2 separate regions of the Homo sapiens genome follow, and region 1 is linked to region 2. Evidence: chromatin contacts called from ENCODE Hi-C data. All regions are on one chromosome and are shown on one strand. Each heading gives the region's core, a stretch centred on a gene start or an enhancer-like site at or near the end of the contact. The rest is flanking DNA. Distances are from core to core; before and after follow the strand shown. Region 1 holds the start of MAP3K9 (mitogen-activated protein kinase kinase kinase 9). Region 2 overlaps SUSD6 (sushi domain containing 6).

Region 1 (2,700 bases), core at 199-2,698, 1.1 Mb after region 2:
CCCATGGGGGAACGACATACTTTTTCCTCTCTAATCATCACTTGTCTCACCCCCACTCTCAACACACACATCCCTCTTAGCACATTAATCAGTGAGACTCCTAAAGGTACAACTTCTGAGATATAAGAAATAGGATCCAAGAAATCAACCCGACATTTTACAGGCAACTGAGCCTTGAGTTCACACATGCTTCCGGGACTTGTGAGCCAGCTCAGCCCTGCGGAGACACCCCCATCTCTTTGAAAGCAAATGCCTTTAGGAGGCGGGGACAGGCGTTAGAAGAGGTGGTGGCAAGGTCCCTGATTTGGGGACTAAGGCTAGGACACTAACCACCATCTTGCCATAAACACTTCCAGATTGGGAATGGGGGGCGGCGGGGGGGTGGGTAAGAGAAGGGACTGGGAAACTGGCAAATTCTCAGACTGGGACTTCAGGATGTGGAAATCGGGAGCCACTGCTGAGGTGGCCAACTGAAGGTGAAGAAGCCCAAGCGTCTGAAGTGCGGGCAGGGCCTGAGGCGTCTCGAGCTTATCCAGCAAGCAAAGCCCGGGCAGCCTAAGCGCGCGCCACCCACACCCAGGTCAATCGTCCTCCCCACCCCCCGCCCTCATCCCAGCCCTCGCGCAGTGCTCCCCCCTTCCCCGACCGCCCCCCAGGCCTCCGTCATTCCCCCTCCCCGCCCGGCCCCGCCTTCGCCTTACACTGAATGGGCGGGTAGCAACTGGGGTCCTCGCCGCCGGGCTGGCAGCGGCTGGAGAAGGCGCTGCGCGGGGTCACGTAGTTGCTGGGGAAGATGCCCACCCGCTGGTTCAGCTGCCCGGTCCACCAGCCCTCGTCGCCGGACACCTGCGAGTCCTTGGACAGCACCTCCACCACGTCGCCCAGCCGCAGGGTCAGCTCGTCCTCGCCCGCCGCCTCGTACTCGAACACGGCCGTCCAGTAGGGCAGCGGCGCGTCGCAGCCCAGCTCCCCGGGGCCCACCGCCGCCGCCGCCTCCTCCTCCTCCTCCTCCTCCTCCTCGGCCCCGGCCCCTGCTCCATCCTCCCCCGGCGGGGCGGCAGCGGCGGCGCTCGCTAGGCAGCCGAGAAGCGCTCTGGAGGGCTCCATGGAGCGGCCGATCCATAGGGTGCGGGGCCGCCGCCGCCCGCAGGAGCCGCCGCCGCCTATTGTTCATGCGCCTCCGCAGAGCTGGGAGGACCCCCCCCCAACGACGGCGGCCGCAGGTAGGGCCCGGGCTGGCAGGGCTGGGAGAGCCGGCTCGCCGGCGCTGTTACCGCGGTACGAGAAGAGCGCCGAGCGCGAGCTCTTCGCGCAGCCTAGGGGCGCAGCGGGCCGAGTCCCCGCCTGCCCGCTCGCCCCCCCGGGGGCGGCCTCGTCACCTCTGCCGCCGGTACCTGCTCGCGCAGCCGGTGCCCGCCGCTGCCAGCCGGCCGCCGCTCTCCTCTCCGCGCCGTGCCGTGCCCCGCCCCCCGCACCGCCAGCTCGCCGGGACCACCTGACGCGGGCCTGGCTCCGCCCCAGCCCTGCGGACCCCAGGGGGCTCCGCCCCACGCCCGCCCCGCCCCGCGCCCGCTGCCTTCCCATTGGCTGCGGCCGCCCAGTCCCCGGTTCCTCCGCCGTGGTTGGGGCAGCCTAGCTGGCCGTCTCGCAGGTCCCTCTCACCCCCTGCGCCGCCGTCGCACCGTGCCCTCCCCCATTGCGGGCTCTGTCATTCTCAAACCCAGGTCGACCCACTCTTCCCGCCCACTGGCCCGCCGCAGCTCCCTCCATTGGCTCGCGGCACCTGTCCGTTTCCTGGGAGAGTTCAGCACCTCCCGGCAGGAAGAGGCTCCGGCCTCATTGGGTGCGTGAGAAGGGAAGGGTGGATCCTAAAAGGTAATACTGAGCCTTCATTCAAACTAAAAGGCTGGAAGGGAGGCAGCTGCCTTTGTTTGCCATGGATGGGTAGGGGCTGCACTGAGCAGCACCGGTGTTCTTCATCCGGCTGCACCCCCAACAGAGCTCTTTCTTCCCCAGATCCCTTTTACAGTTGGATTCTCCCTCTTGGATCTGGCTCTGCCTTAGTCCGACCTAGAGGGATCAGCTTCGCCCACGCCCACTCTCACCCGGAACCTTTCATCTCTTATTGAAGCCTTTTAGGCCCATTGGGATGTTCATTAGAACTCTGAAAACTACAGTTCTCCCCTTTATGAGGACTGCACCACAGCTCGCCCTCTCCTGGGTTCCGGTAAGAAGAGATTCCAATACCACTCTTTTTTCAGAATTCAGAAAGGCAAGAGACCACCTTACTGAGCTTCAAACTGGGGCTGGGAACGCTGCCATGAATTGGGCTTGGTCTGTCTGAAGGGAGCCACCTTTTCGACAATCCTTAGACTTCTTTTGCCTGTTGGAATTACACCTTGGATCGTGGCGAAGTCTATAGAGGTCAGATTAAGAAGAACCAAAGCAGAATAAACGTAGAACCCGATGCTGAGTTCACGAGTGAGGACGACCTCTTCCTATATGCTTTGCTATACCCTGCGTTTTGAACATTAAGGACGAGATAGGAGGCCCATAATGTTTCTTCTTGCTTTAATCCTGTCGTGGCAACGTTGACTTCCAGTAAGAAAGGTTCTCTGATCTTTTTTTCTCTTTTCTTTTCTTTTCTTTTCTTTTCCTTTCTTTTCTTTTCTTTTCTTCCAGGGTCTCAGTTTGTTGTCC
Region 2 (2,734 bases), core at 233-2,732:
GTGGAATAGCCTGGCTCCCTACCTCCATTGTCATCCCACCATCTGGAGGTGGAGGTAGGAGACAGCTGTGGGCTCTGCTCTATAGGTCACTGTACTGACCTATAGCAGTGGTAGTGGCTTTGGGCACTGAGTGGGCTAGCCCTGTACCTGGAGCAGCAGGATAAAGGAGAATGGTCCTCTGGCCTGCCCCTCCTTGTAGCAGTGGTAACAGTGGGAGGGGGAGGGGTTCCCAGCCCCAGCTGGCAGCCTGTTTCCCTGGGTCCCTGAGCTGCAAGAACAAGAGGAGGTGAAAGGGTAACAGGCCATATGGAGTCCATTTGTCAGCCAAGAGCAGCCTGGGCTGTATTGTCGAGAACGGGAAGTGAAAAAGGAGCCGGCTTATTACTGAACTGGAACAAGGAGAGAGCAAACAACACCCCCCAAAGTGCTTATCCTGCTCTGTTTTCTGCCTGCCCCCTCTCCAAATATCCAGAAATTTCTGAAATAATCCTTTTTCTTTTTACCAAAGCCTTTGCCCATTCCAAAAATCAGAGATAAGGGTTTAGTTTGCTACATGAAAATTTATCAGTGCCTAGTAATGTGCCAGGCATGATACAAGACCCTTTCAAGTATGCAGTTTTGTTAGTCTTCTAAAAAAACCTGTGGAGCTGGATATTGGCTGCTAAGGACTAAGGCTCAGAGGAGTTATGACAGTTGACAAGGCTGCAGAGCAGGCCCCTGGGTCAAACCCAGATTCATCTGTCTGACCCCCAAGACTATGCTCTTACTCCATGTGGCTCTGGTCCTGTTAGGTAGGCAGTGTATTTTCACAGTTAGGTACCAATTTGGAGAATACAAATTGTACCCTGGAGAGGGATGCTCTTTGCCGTTGTCTGTTATTGACTCATCTCAAATCAAAAATCATTGTGGCTCATTGCAGTTGAAAACAAGACAGTGTTTTGAAATAAGGACAAAATTTTGCAAGTCACGTTGGTTTTCTACTAAGCATCTACTATCTCCTGGATTATTTGTCAGGTACTAGGGATACAAAAATGAGCAGAACAAGTCTCTGCCCTATGGCTTAGATGTGTGGGTTGGTGGTTATTGGGGAAATGGAGGAAGGACCAACCTGTGAGAAAACCTGCAGAGACTACAACATGGTGATAGGTTACAAATAGGAGTGAAGATGATGTAATGGGAACCCAGAGGAGGAATAATAAAGCTGCTGTTATTGAACACTTAGTATGTGACAGACCCATTACCAGGTACTTTACCTGCATAGTTGTGATTAACCTTTTGAATCCCCATGTTAAAAATGAGGAAACTGAGGAATAGGAAGATCTCCCCAGGACTACCCAGTGGGTAACTGTTGGAGCAGTGTGCAACCCCAGGCCGTGAAGTCTCAGCCCAAGCTGGTAAGCTCCACCCTGTGCTGCTCATTGTTTCTCTCTGGCCATGCCTGGGAAGGTGGCCTTGGAACCTTGGAGATGGGTGGGGTTCCAGCTGACTGCATGTGCTTTCAGTTCAGGGTTTCTAGGCTGGGAGAGAAACAGTACTTTTGACTGAATGACTAAGGACTTTAGAGGCTTAGGTGCCACTAAAAGCACTTTCTTTTATTGAACGCTGTGCCTCAAACATGAAAACTCCAGGTGACAGGAGTTTTTATGTTTGAGGCAGGGTGCAGTAAAAGAAAGTGCTTGTTGGCTCTGAGGCCTCTGGCTGGCATTTTCCCTCTCCTGTGAGGGGGAGGAAGTGAGGGGCCCAGGCCTAAAACAAGATGGACAGGTCCGAGGCCTGTCCCACCTGTCAGTTGCTGATCTTCCGAGGAGGGCTTAGGTTGAGCCTCTCTTAGGAAGGCAGTGGTGGGGGCCCGAGAAGAGCCACAGGAGGTATCCTGAGCCATGGGTGGTTTCTCCCTGTGTTCTCCCACCCCAGCTCTGGTGCCACACCCTGAAAAAGGCTTGAGCTACTGCAGGCTGGCTCTCCCCCAGTGAGTGGGAAGTTCTCATGAGAAAAGGGATCCTGACTGGACAATAGGCTTCCTGTCTGACTGCTAGGAAGATTTGTCTCATAGGAGAGGAAGGTTGCAAATGGCATGAGAAACCATCTCACTTCCCTCTCACTGCAGCCTGTTTTAGACTTGACTATTTGGCGGGATCGGGAAGCCAGAAGGCTGGGCAGAGCCATGGACCAGAGCAGCCCCAGGTATCTCTTAAGTAGTGGGACTCCTGCCTGTTTTCCGGCTCTCACCACAAGTCCACAGCAGGAATCTGTCCCAATGCAGGAATTTCTGCATGGACAGGATGATCTCTAGCCCCTCACACCTTGTGCTGTATCCAAAACCACAATGGTTGCAGGACTTTTGCGAAGGAACCTTGGAGAGGTAGTGAGGCCCGCCAACTTTAGACAAATTTGCAAATGTCAGAAGAGATCTCAGAGGTGATCTGGTTCATTGCCTTCATGTATTGAAACTGAGGCCCAGAGTCTACGGGCAGTACCCAGTTTGTCCTTGTCACTGGACTCTGCCATCTGTGGCTCCCTTGACAGATTATGGGTGTGAGAGAAGCCTGACTCCGAGACCCTCTGATACTGCCCAGTGCTGTGGAATGGGAATACAGCCTTCTGGGGTTCAAATCCTAACTGTGCCACCCACCTGCTGGGTGAAATTGAGCAAGTATCTCAACCCCTGGCTCATCTGTGTAATGCATTGTTATGTTTCTAGAGGGTTTTTTGTGAAACTTAAATGAGTTACATA

The links. A loop is a pair of places that touch in the nucleus more often than their neighbours do. Pooled maps may share reads with other maps.
Region 1: a pooled map shows a loop between it and region 2 (3-fold over the local background). The contact joins the promoter of MAP3K9 here to the enhancer-like site in region 2. A Hi-C loop is called at or near these places in 3 of 37 single-sample maps with no recorded cell type and 1 of 50 pooled maps.

Annotation. Positions count from the first base shown.
Region 1 is chr14:70,808,065-70,810,764 of GRCh38, forward strand. MAP3K9 (mitogen-activated protein kinase kinase kinase 9) reads right to left here and starts at 1,449. Exons shown (of 12, transcript NM_001284230.2): 1 at 702-1,449. The coding sequence starts at 1,107. MAP3K9-DT (MAP3K9 divergent transcript) reads left to right here and starts at 720. Exons shown (of 2, transcript NR_184164.1): 1 at 720-1,223. RefSeq lists an enhancer at 11-70 and a silencer at 1,011-1,650.
Region 2 is chr14:69,693,069-69,695,802 of GRCh38, forward strand. All of the region lies in intron 2 of SUSD6 (sushi domain containing 6), which reads left to right. Among named protein-coding and RNA genes, the nearest start is that of SRSF5, 73 kb to the right of the region's middle. RefSeq lists an enhancer at 1,418-1,467. Within about 2 kb of position 1,483, at least 21 of the 41 ENCODE cell types and tissues checked have a DNase peak (open chromatin) inside an H3K27ac peak, as active enhancers do.